Regions from separate parts of the Homo sapiens genome. Here region 1 is linked to region 2. The links are chromatin contacts, found by Hi-C or POLR2A ChIA-PET in ENCODE. All regions are on one chromosome and are shown on one strand. The core of a region is the stretch at or near the end of the contact, and the rest is flanking DNA. Distances in the headings are between cores, read along the strand shown.

Region 1 (5,472 bases), core at 1,335-3,834, 47 kb before region 2:
TAAGTATACCCCTTGGAATTAAAAAGCAAGCAAGCTGAAGGGAGCAGAAGGGGGAGGACAGGCGGGTGTCTTTCCAAACGCAGGAGACAGTATTACTAACAGGCTGGCTTAAAGCCCTCTTAACAATGTGCACTTGCTCTCCCTAGCTCCTGGATTGATTTCCCTCTGCCCTCCACAGACCTGGCTGCAGTTAAGCCTTGTGTCCTCCACGTGATGCTGAGCCGAATCAGATTTTCCTTTTAGTTGTTCGATCAAATTTTCCTTCCTAGAGCTTAGAAGGCACACTTGGGACCATATAGTAATTGCCTCCCCACACTGAACTGCTGATACCTTTATTGGATTGGCATAGGGTTTCAGAGGACTGTGTTTAACATGCAGTGAGCCGCAGCAATGCAAACAGCTCCAGTGTTTAAACAAGCATCCGTTAGGCCAGGAAACAAGGCAGTGCCAGCCCATTTGGTGCTCTGTAGTGCTGGCAGCTTAAGGTGAGCGGGCAACCCAGGTGCTGCAGTGGGAGAGGGCAGGCTCCAGGGAAAGTGGAGGAATTGTAGTGTCAGAGGAGGAGCTGATTCTCTTTAGATTTGCTGAAGGGGGTTTGTGGTGAGGGGGAGAGAGAAGTGTTGTGGCTAGGGACATGTGCAGAGCTCATTAATATCTCATTATGTTAGAATTGCAGTCTCCCCACAGATCGGCGTTAACGTTGGCAGTGCCAGAGGAAGGGCTTTGGGAAGCAGCAGCCCCCCTCCCTCTTTCTGCAAGCCCCAGCAAGCTCTCTATGCTTGTTTTGCACTGAGGGAATGGTGGTGTTGAATTTGTGAAAGAAGGCTGTGAGAAAACCCCACAGGAGCGATAGTGAGCAGCTCAGGAGAGGGTATGAGACTGAAAACTATAGTTTGTAAATAACAAAGTGACCAGATTTCACGTGTGCCAGCCAGCCATAGAGAGGGAAGGAAACTGACCAGAAGCTGGAAAGGAAAATCGTGGAAGTTAAGCACAAGCCACTTGGAGTCTGGATGTGAGTTGGGAGTTCGTGTCAGGGGCAGTAGATAGGCTAGCTCCAGATTCAGACCTCGATTTCCCAGAGAATGTGCCACTGGCCCACTGAGTTTGTCCAGGGCTCCTGGAGGCTCCTGGAGTGTACCAGAGCAAGTAAGGTGGACAGGAGAGGGGGAAAAATGAGGAGGAAAGAGAGCAGAAGAAAGCAGGATTCAGCCAGTGGGATTTGGTGAGACTGCGTTTTCAGCTGATCCCACCTGCCCATGTTGGTGTGAGTGGAGCAAAGGGAAGATTCTAAAGCAGAGAGAAGGTGGTGTGCAAGGGCCTATTCTCCAGATCTGACCTAGCTGAGCCCAAACCAGTCTTTATCCCAGAGATTAAATCCCCCTGTGTGCAGCCCTGGCCCCAGCTGGGCTCCTGCAGGTCACTCACCCCAGACAGTCATCCTGCGGACTCCAGTGCCGGGACTGGGGCCTCCTGGGAGGAAAAGTTGGAGCCATGCTCTGTAGAAATTACAGCCTCCCTGCAGACACTTAATTCTGCTCTATTAAGGATCAGATGTCTCCGTCTGCCCTGGACAACTGTGTGCCCTCCATTAATGAAAGGTGGTTGATGGCCACTTTAGTGAACAGTTATGTAACAGGATGTACCAAAACACAACAGTGTGTGCATGTTGTATTATAAAGGCCCCTTAATGTAATTCATAGTAAAGTTCTTTGAGAATATTCTTTTTCTGCCTTTTTGTTTTGGGGAGTTCTTATTTCTACCTTAGAATGTTCTTTCTGTGGATTTTGGCATTTGGCTTCCACTTCTAGCACCAGTGCACAGACACACCTGCACACATCCACAGAAGTGTTGCTGGTGTGGATACACAGCCAGTCCTGGGCTCAGTAAGCAAATGAAGAAGCACGTGTCCTTGGTTAATATCATATAAAGTGACAGGGCCACAGTTTGCAAGCATGTTTTGTGAAGACCTTTCTGGTCACACTTTGTTCTGACTTAACACAATATTCCATTAAAATATGGATTATTCATTAACTTACAGAAAGGCAAAAAAAGTGAATGTCATTGAAATCTGTGTTCCCTTTGGAAAAAAAATAACTAGAGTCATTAGTCATTAGTTTGTTATGAACAACAGTGCTTGTAATGAACATTTAAAAATAAAATGTATTTGATAATCGCAACCAAGTTTATTTAGGTTAGAAAAACAGTTATGGCATACAAATAGTGCTGAGAAACAAATTTAACAAGGCTTTTTTACAGCATGGCCTCTATAGCAAAAATAGTAAGATTCAGCCTGATGTGTATTAAAATCTATTATTCTTTTGACTCTGCAACTTTAATAAATCAAGCAAGAGTCATAAGAACAAAGAGAGGAAACAGCTGAACTGCTGTAATTTCCTAGCCAAATAGAAGAAAAGTCTGCCTCTTGTCGTTTACATGACTTTACCAAGCTTAATCCCATGAAAACAAATGAACAAACAAAAATGAAGACTCAATAGTTATAAATAGTAAACTAGACCTCTAGGGCTGAACTCCTGTGTTCAGCTGCACCAGGTCCCTGTTGTGGGATGTTCCACATTCCATGAAGTCTTGGCCTGTTTTTCCATGTGCTGTTCGCCTCCCTCAGTCCTTCTCAGTGGCAGGAGCAGAATCCACGCAGAGATTCTCACTTCTGCCTGTCATTCCCAACCTCTGAACTTGTCCATCTTACATCTCTTTGCTTTCCTTTCTAAGAAAGAAAGAAGGAAAGTTAAGTTCCATCCAAACTTTCTACATAAAAAAGTTATGACATCCAAATTGCCCATTTGAAGAGAGAAGGATAGTGATTCAGCAGAATTACAGTTCAAAATAAAATGGGATTTAACTTTGAGATAAAAAGAAAAAGTGAATCCTAGCTCCTTTAAGGCATTTGCCATGAATAAAACTTTAAAGTGAAATATCAGAAAATCAAGGATGAGATGGGACTTAGAGAGATCCTTCATCCCCCTTCCTCCCCCTTCTTCAATGAAGACCATATCTAAATCATCCCAGATGGCTGTTCTATTTTTAAAGATCTCCAGAAAAGGAGATTCTACCACCTCCTCAGTAACTCATTCCAGCATCTCTTGTTCCTCACTGCCAGAATATTTTTTCTGAGAGCCCTCAGAGGAAAAAAGACACACTATCCTAGATTTGGGGACCTGTAGTATTTCTCTTTAGGATTTAACCCCACTGTGCATATAGGAAACTAAGAGACATGGATAATGTCTTTCTCCAGTGAAAAAGATGTTTTTTCTCTAATATTTGGCTTTAAATTACATTTGTGTGCTTCTTGGGGGTCAATCCAAATTTCTCTTGCAGGCCTGAGGTATGCGCGGTACTCTGCTAGGTAAACAGAGGGAGCATTAAGAAACGATTCCTGTTTACATTCTAAGGAGTGAGGTCACACTCAGCTCCAGAGCCCACCTACTATGCCGGACAGAAATGTTCATGTAATCACTTATTCTTTCATTCCAAAGATACGTACTGACCACCAGTCGTGCGCTTATCTCTGCTAGACACTGGAGACAGACACATTAGTGAGCAACACAGACTAGGTGCTTGTCTGCAAGGAGCTTACACTCAAATGGGAGAAGACAATACCAAGGAAAAAGGAAGAAACAAAATGATTATAAATTGTGATCAGTGGTGTGAAAAAGACAAAACAGAAGGACACGATAAAGTACAAGTGGGAGGTGCAGCTGACTGAGCCAGGGTGGTCAGAACAGCCTTTCTGGGGAGAGATGTGAGCTGAAATCTGAAGGATGACAATAAGCCCAGCAAGGAGCTGGGATAAGCGTGTTCCACGTGGAGAGAAGCACCGGTGCAGATGCAGAGGAGGGGAAGAGCCCTCGGAGAGGCCAGCGCGGCCACCTGGAGTGTGGTGGTGAAGGGGAGAAGGGTATGAAGGAGCTGGGAGACACCAGACCATCCAGCGCCTCTTAGGCAAGTTTGACTTTCAGAGAAATGGGAGTCTATATAAGGATTTGAGGCAGAAAGACATACTCTGAAGAATGTTTTTCAACAGTGACTCTGGATGCTGGTGGAGAGTAGACTGGAAAGGGTAAGATGGGAAAAACGGCTAGTGGAACAATAGCGCAAGAGTCCAGGCAGGGAGCAGGCAGGGGAGACTCAGAAAAGGTGACAGATGGAAGGTGTGTGTGCTGGCCACACAGACACAGCGTCCGAACATAGGTGTGACCCATTCTGAGAAAACAAAATACATAAAAATCAAAACTTAAAGAGAAAGTCTGATTATTCCCTTTATAAAGGGACTCGCCTCAAGTATCTATTCTGTAAAGTAAAGGAAGATGTCTATGGGTCTTTGACTATAAATTTTAATAAGAGATATAAAACCTTAATAGACGGATCATGGAATTAGAAGGAATCATAGAGGTCATTTTCTCCTACTTTCCACCCAATAAAGAATCCCCTTTGCAAATCCCTGACAGATGAACATGCAGCCTTGGTATGAAAACTTCAAGGGACAGGAAGCTCATTAGCCTCACAAGGCAGCCCTTTCTATTTTGAATCTCTCTAATCGTTTTTTAAAAGTTTCTCCTTATATAGAGGCTGAATTCTTTCTCCCCATTACTTGCATCCATTGATCTTAGTTCCATGTTCTGGAGCTACATAGATCAAATCTAATTCTCTTCCTACATAGCAAACCATTACCTTTTCAAGAGGAGCTGTGGCATTCCCCCTCCTCAACTCTCCTCTTTCTCTAGCAAAATATCCTCAGCTTCCTCGCCTCCTTTTCACTTGACATGGTTTCTGGGGCCTTCTTTCCCCTGGTACTACCCTCTTGCTGCCCTGCCACCTGATGAGAGTGATCATTTCAGAATGGAAGCCAACCTTATTGGATGGCATCAGTTCAGAGCATAACTATGTCTCCCTGGACTCAGAGAACATACATACATTTAATGCAACCTAGAATTTCAAGAGCACACGGCTTCAAACTTCAAGGAAAACAAAACTGCTTATGAGACAGGTTTTCCTGCCTTAAATGCAAGACTTTACAGCTAGGCCCAGCAAATCTTGCTACTGCTAACCTACAGGAGAGTGGTTCTTGAACTTTTGGAGAGTCATGGGCCGCACTGAGAATCTGAGAAAAGCTTTGGACCTTCTTTCCTGAAAAAGACACATACCCACAAAATTCTGCATACAGTTTTCTAGCATTCTCAGAACTCTGGAAATCCATTTTTATGTAAACCTCCAGTTTAAAAATTCAGCATTATCAATGTCACAGAACCCTTGTTCTGTCATCTAAGAAATGTATATCTGCATTATCTCTATATTTTATTATGGTATTGTACGGGAGGTTAAAGAACGCCCACTTGAAAATCCCTGCAAGTCACTATAAAATTGTTAATGGGAGAGGAAAGTTACAAAAAGTCTTCAAGTACCATTGGTGGATACATTTGCTTATGTACCTTATTTAACCCCTACAACCCT
Region 2 (5,640 bases), core at 185-2,684:
GGAGCAGCTTAGCTGGGTGGTTATGGCTCAGGCTCTTCCATAAGGCTACCGTGAAGCTGTCAAGTGGGCTGCAGTCATCTGAAGGCTTGACTGGGGCTGGAGACTCTACTTCATATGTGGCTCCCTCCCATGGCTGCTGACTGGAGGCCTCAGTTCCTCACCACATGGACCTCCCCACAGGGCTGCTTAAGTTTTCTCATGACATGGCAGCTGGCTTCCCCTGAGTCAGCTTCAAGAGAGACCAAGGAGGAAGCCACAGTTCATTTCATGACATACTATCGAAATCACACACCTTCGTTTCTTCATTGTTTCATTCATTAGAAGCAAAATAATTTAAGTCCAGCCACACTCCAGGAGAGAGGGATTAGGTTCTCCCTTCTGAAGGGAGTGTCAAGAATTTGTGAACATATTTGTGGACACCATAATGACCATGAATGGCTTTGGCATTTTATAACATGCTTAAGTGGTACTGGCTCAGGAAAGCTTAGGATGGGAAGAACTGAGCTGGCAAAGGTGAGCAGCTCCATTTTTGAGGATACATAGATCAGATGTGCTGGAGTGAGAGGAGGGATGAAATCATAGGCTCCAAACATACCAGAAATTTCTTTTCTTTCACTTAGCAGTCCTGGACCTGATATCAAAGCTGTGCCACATAGCAGAGAAGCAATACAACATTCTGTGGTCAAATGTGAAGCCTTGCTTTTATTTAAAGTAGGAAACAAAATATCTGCGTGATTATTTATTTATTTATTTATTTATTTATTTTTTGAGATGGAGTCTCACTCTGTCTCCCAGGCTGGAGTGCAGTGGCACAATCTCAGCTCACTGCAACGTCTACCTTCTGGGTTCAAGCAATTCTTCCTGCCTCAGTCTCCTGAGTAGCTGGGATTACAGGCGCCCACCACCATGCCCGGCTAATTTTTTTAATATTTTTAGTATAGACGGGGTGTTGCCATGTTGGCCAGACTGGTCTCAAACTCCTGACCTTAGGTGATCTACCCACCTCAGCCTCCCAAAGTGCTGGGATTACAGGCATGAACCACTGTGCCCGGCCGTGTGATTATTTTTTTAACTCTAAACCCAACCTTGTTATTGATAGGATTTTTATTTCTGCCTTAAGAATTCTTTCCATCACCTTTTCATTTTAAGACACTTATCATTTCTATCCCTTCCTTTGTCCCCTGTGCTGTCCTTCCTTCTGAAGTTCTCACCCGGAAAGGCATTACATCTTTGATGCTGCAGTTCACTTCTGTGTGCACCCCTGAGTTCTTCCAGTACATCCTCCAGTTCCTCTGCTTTCCATTTCACAACCTGGTTACAGTTAGTCACACTGTAACTTCCTGTTACTGAGTATTTCAGGGGCCAAAGCTCTCTATGCCCTATGCTGTCCACTTAGTCATCTCTCTCCACATTTGTATTATTCACAGCAAGATGCATGCACACAAATCCTTTAAGTCCGTCAGGCTTTTCTTTCCATTTCCCATTCAAATATGAATCACCTAGCAACATTTATTGAAGACCAATTGCACATGAAGCTGTGTTCCCATTATTGTGAGCCTCACAAAGGAAGTAAAAGCCATGGTCCTTGCCATTAAGAAGTTTATCCTCTACTAAAAGCTGGATTAAAAAATTTTTTTTAAAATAATAACAGCATACAGATTCCCGTTTATATTCAATAGAGTGAAATGTTGTCCAAGTTACAATGATCAAATGCAAGGGTTATTTCTCTGTATACCTTTTAACTGAGAAAGCTAGCCATCTTTTGGATTAGGTAAATGCATGTGCCTTGATGAGAAATACTGCTACAAAAAATTAGTGCCTGCTGTTCACTTCCTAGTATTGTAAACACGTTTCACCCAATCTGGTGAAATTTCAAGGCATGTTTTTGAAACTAAAATAAATAAATAAAACATTTATTAATCCTCTGTAACAAAGATACACCCAATTAATGTAACAAGTAGTTACAACCGATAACTGAAGCATAAGCAAAAGGATAATTGTATTAGTGTCCTAGGGTTTTCTTCTTTTTAAAAAGACGTCAGCACTGTGCATTGTTTTACCTTATTTTTAATGGACTGTTGATCAGAAAGGGGAGTAGGGAAACTGGGTTGCGAAGGGTTAATAAGGAACAAAAAGTGCAACCTGAGGAAGACACAGCTCAGGGAGGAGGACCCAGGGGAGTGTGGAAGCCCCTCAAAGCTCATTAGAGAGATTCAGCTTGTGATACAAGAAGCAATGGGTAGTCATTGTAGGTTTCTGAAAAGAGGAGAGTACTATCTCGATCAAAGTGATTGGCAGGAGAGATGCTAGGAAACAGCATACCTGGAACAAAATAATTAGGACCTGACTGCGTGTGACCCTGGAAATAGGTCCAAAGAAAAAGCAAGAGATTGTGGAAGTGACTGTGGGCAGGGGTGGGGACAGGAAAGGAAGAAAGGCGTCAAATTTGACTTCCAAACCTCCATACTTAAAAAAAACTGAGGATGGCCATTGGTTCCTGGCAAAGTGAGAGCTGAATTGACCAAAAGTTGTTTACTCTAATTGGCTTAATTGTCATTTGTACATGTAATGAAAGTTATTTTTCTGTGGAGAAATAAAGGAGTAACAGTGTGAATTTGGGGCTTATCTAGGTGGTAGGTAAAGAAAGACATATGAGTCGAACCACTTCTTGAGGAATGTCATACATGAGAAAAAATGTATAGTCTAGCATCAAGTCTGGAGATAGCTAGAACTAATGACCATGAAAAAATGATATACCATGAAAAAATGATAAGCACACAAGAAATAAAATGTGTGTATTGTGTGACTGCATGTATATTTGTGTATGTACACACAAACATGCATTCCAAAAACATCTGAAAACCCACTCATCATCATGTTAGCCCTAGGTAGTTCTAACTAATGGAAACACAACTGATACTTCTTTTCCTTTCTTTCTTTTTTTGCTTATCTGAATTTCCTCATTTTTCCTGTTGAATGTATATTGCTTGTATAAGTTTCTTCATAGTGAGAAATTGTTTTAAATCTTTGGTGAAATGAAAGATATAGATACAAAAATTAGTCAAGTGTGGTCCCAGCTACTTAGGAGGCTGAGGTGGAAGGATCTCTTGAGTCCAGGAGGTCGAGGGTACAGTTAGCTGTGATTGCGCCACTGAACTCCAGCCTGGGCGACAGAGTGAGACCCTGTCCAAAAAAAGAAAGAGGTAGGAATAGAGTTTTCAAGGTCAGAATTTAGAACAGAGGGAGCCTTGAAATAAGGCTCAAGATGAGGAAACGAAGACCCTGATAGTTATGGGATTTATTGCTAGGCTTTCAAAAGAAGAGTATGCATTTTCTAATGCTTAAAAAGCAATTTTTCATTTCAAGGCTTAAAAATATTAATAAATACATCAAAAGAAGAATGGAGTTATTCTCATCTGCTAGAACTTGGATTGATCTAAAGCAGTGGTTCTCAACCTCAGATGTTTTGTTCCCCAATCACCAACTGGACATTTGGCAACATCTGGAGATAGTTTTGGTTGTCACAACTTGGGGGCCAGGGGTAGGGTGGGGTGAGGGGAACGGGGAATTGACGCTGCTACTGGCACCTAGTGGGTAAGAGAGCAGAGATGCTGCTAAATATCCTACAATGTACAGGACAGTCTCTGCACAACAAAGCATTATCTAGCCCAAAATGTCGATAGTACAGAAGCTGAGAAACTCTGATCCACAGTAAGGTACATATTCACAGTGACCATTCATGGAGCGCTTTATGTGCCAAGACCTGTACTAAGCCCTTGACATGAAACATTTAATCTTCAAACGATCTTGAAATTCAGACATGTAAAGTTAAGTAGTCTGTTTAAGGTCATATGGTCAACACTAGAACTAGGAACCAAAGCAAAGCCTATTTGAATCCAAACCTGAGCTCTTAAACCTTATGCAATTTTGCCTACATGTTGACACTCACCGAATGAAATGGGCACAAGAAAGCCATCTCAAGATCACAGCCAACATTCTGATCTCATATTTTTTTCTACTGTTGCCAAGGCAGTGGCCTGTTAGCTTCAGAACGTTTTATCTCCTAGAAGGTAATAGGTGGTAAAACAAATTGCAATTCTTTTCTATATTTCTTCCCCCTCACTCTTCCCTCCATCCCATCTTTCAGATAAAGGTTTCTTTTTTAATGAATATTACGTGTGTTTTGTTGGAGTTTGGCCGCGGGGGTGGGGTGGTATTTGGTTGGTCATGCACATAGGTGCTGGTGTATTTCTTGTCTGCATGCCTTTTGATCATGGAGAAATACTCTGCAAATGTCTGAGAATTAGTACTTTCTAGCATCATTTTGGCAAGACATTTTTATTTAGCTCTTATCCAGCTTCTTGGGTCTTTTCACCTTTATCTCTGGATAAAGAATTCTTGTCTGCAGCATCCTAAAGTTACTTCAGCCTCCTTGTCATTTTCACTGAAGGACACTGCATATTAAAAACAAAAATTTTATTGCCTTCCAAAAGCTGACTTCCTTGGGTCCTTGAGAACATAGATCCGCAGCTCGATGGATCTAATTGCTTGCTTGTCAACTGGAGTAAAGAGTAGAGTTCCCCAGTATCATGTACCTTCTGCTGCCAGCACTCAGCCTTTCTTTTCTGCAAACTAGGATTTTTAAAGAAGTTTGACTTCCATATACTAAATTGCTATGGAAGCAAAAGAATTGGAACATACCAATCAGGCTTGTCAATCTATCTTCTCTTTGCATGCTTTCCACACAAACATGGGATTGAAATAATCTGTTCTAATGCTGACATGCAGAAAGACCATAGCACAGTTCTTGAGTGCCCCACCCATTTCTGTGGCTCCCTTAAGATTATTTTAGCAATTAAACGTCAACAGCAATAAATAAAATTGAGAAAGAAATTTGGATAAACCTATGCACAGGAAAAGACTTATTTTAGAATTCTTTTCCTGTGAGCTTTTACTGTAAGGATTGTGTTTTAATACCACTGCTATCACTCGTGGAGAAGGAGAATTTTATTTGTCTCCTTTATCCTGTTTTGATTTTTAGAGAGAAATTTTACCAGTTCATTTTTTTTTCACATTCTATTTCTTTTGACACAAAGTTATAAAGACAAAATGCCACAATTTTTAAGTGAAGACAATGTTTCAAGCATTGTTCCACATACTCTGCACACATTTCCTCATTTAATCTTCACAAGGCTTGTCATAAAGGTATTATTACCTCCATTTATATATGAGAAGACCGCGGCCTAGAAACATCAAGTGAATTTTTTCTAAGAGCACGTATCTAGTAAATGGCAGAGCAGAGATTTGAACTCAGAGACCTTTGAGTTTAGGGCCCAGGCTTTGCTTAACTTCCGTGTAAAACTGCCTTTTAGGTGACATATTAAACTTGAATTTCAATGTTATGATCTTTCAAAGAGCTAACAGCACTTTCACATTTTAATTTATTTTCGTAGTATCAAGCTGAGTAGCTAAGTGGAATGAATTCATAATGTCAAATGAATCTTGAATGATCCTATGACCAAACTTCCATATATATCCAATATCAACAGTACTGTCTCTAAATTCCTGCTAAATTTGTAGGTAGTATGCCTTGCAGATTGAACAGGGAGTGTTTCTTATACAACTTGCACAGTTGATTGC

What was found. A loop is a pair of places that touch in the nucleus more often than their neighbours do. ChIA-PET counts read pairs that join two places held with the same protein, here RNA polymerase II (POLR2A).
Region 1: a map of endothelial cell of umbilical vein shows a loop between it and region 2 (2.2-fold over the local background). The contact joins two enhancer-like sites. A Hi-C loop is called at or near these places in 1 of 168 maps with a recorded cell type or tissue (endothelial cell of umbilical vein). POLR2A ChIA-PET finds 5 or more read pairs at or near these places in 5 of 52 experiments (AG04449, MCF 10A, Panc1 and 2 more).

What each region holds. Positions count from the first base shown.
Region 1 is chr4:139,916,768-139,922,239 of GRCh38, reverse strand. The region is part of intron 1 of MAML3 (mastermind like transcriptional coactivator 3); the gene reads left to right. Among named protein-coding and RNA genes, the nearest start is that of MAML3-AS1, 210 kb to the left of the region's middle. Within about 2 kb of position 2,584, at least 13 of the 41 ENCODE cell types and tissues checked have a DNase peak (open chromatin) inside an H3K27ac peak, as active enhancers do; they include endothelial cell of umbilical vein, where a contact is called at or near this core.
Region 2 is chr4:139,868,210-139,873,849 of GRCh38, reverse strand. All of the region lies in intron 2 of MAML3 (mastermind like transcriptional coactivator 3), which reads left to right. Among named protein-coding and RNA genes, the nearest start is that of MGST2, 210 kb to the right of the region's middle. Within about 2 kb of position 1,434, at least 6 of the 41 ENCODE cell types and tissues checked have a DNase peak (open chromatin) inside an H3K27ac peak, as active enhancers do; they include endothelial cell of umbilical vein, where a contact is called at or near this core.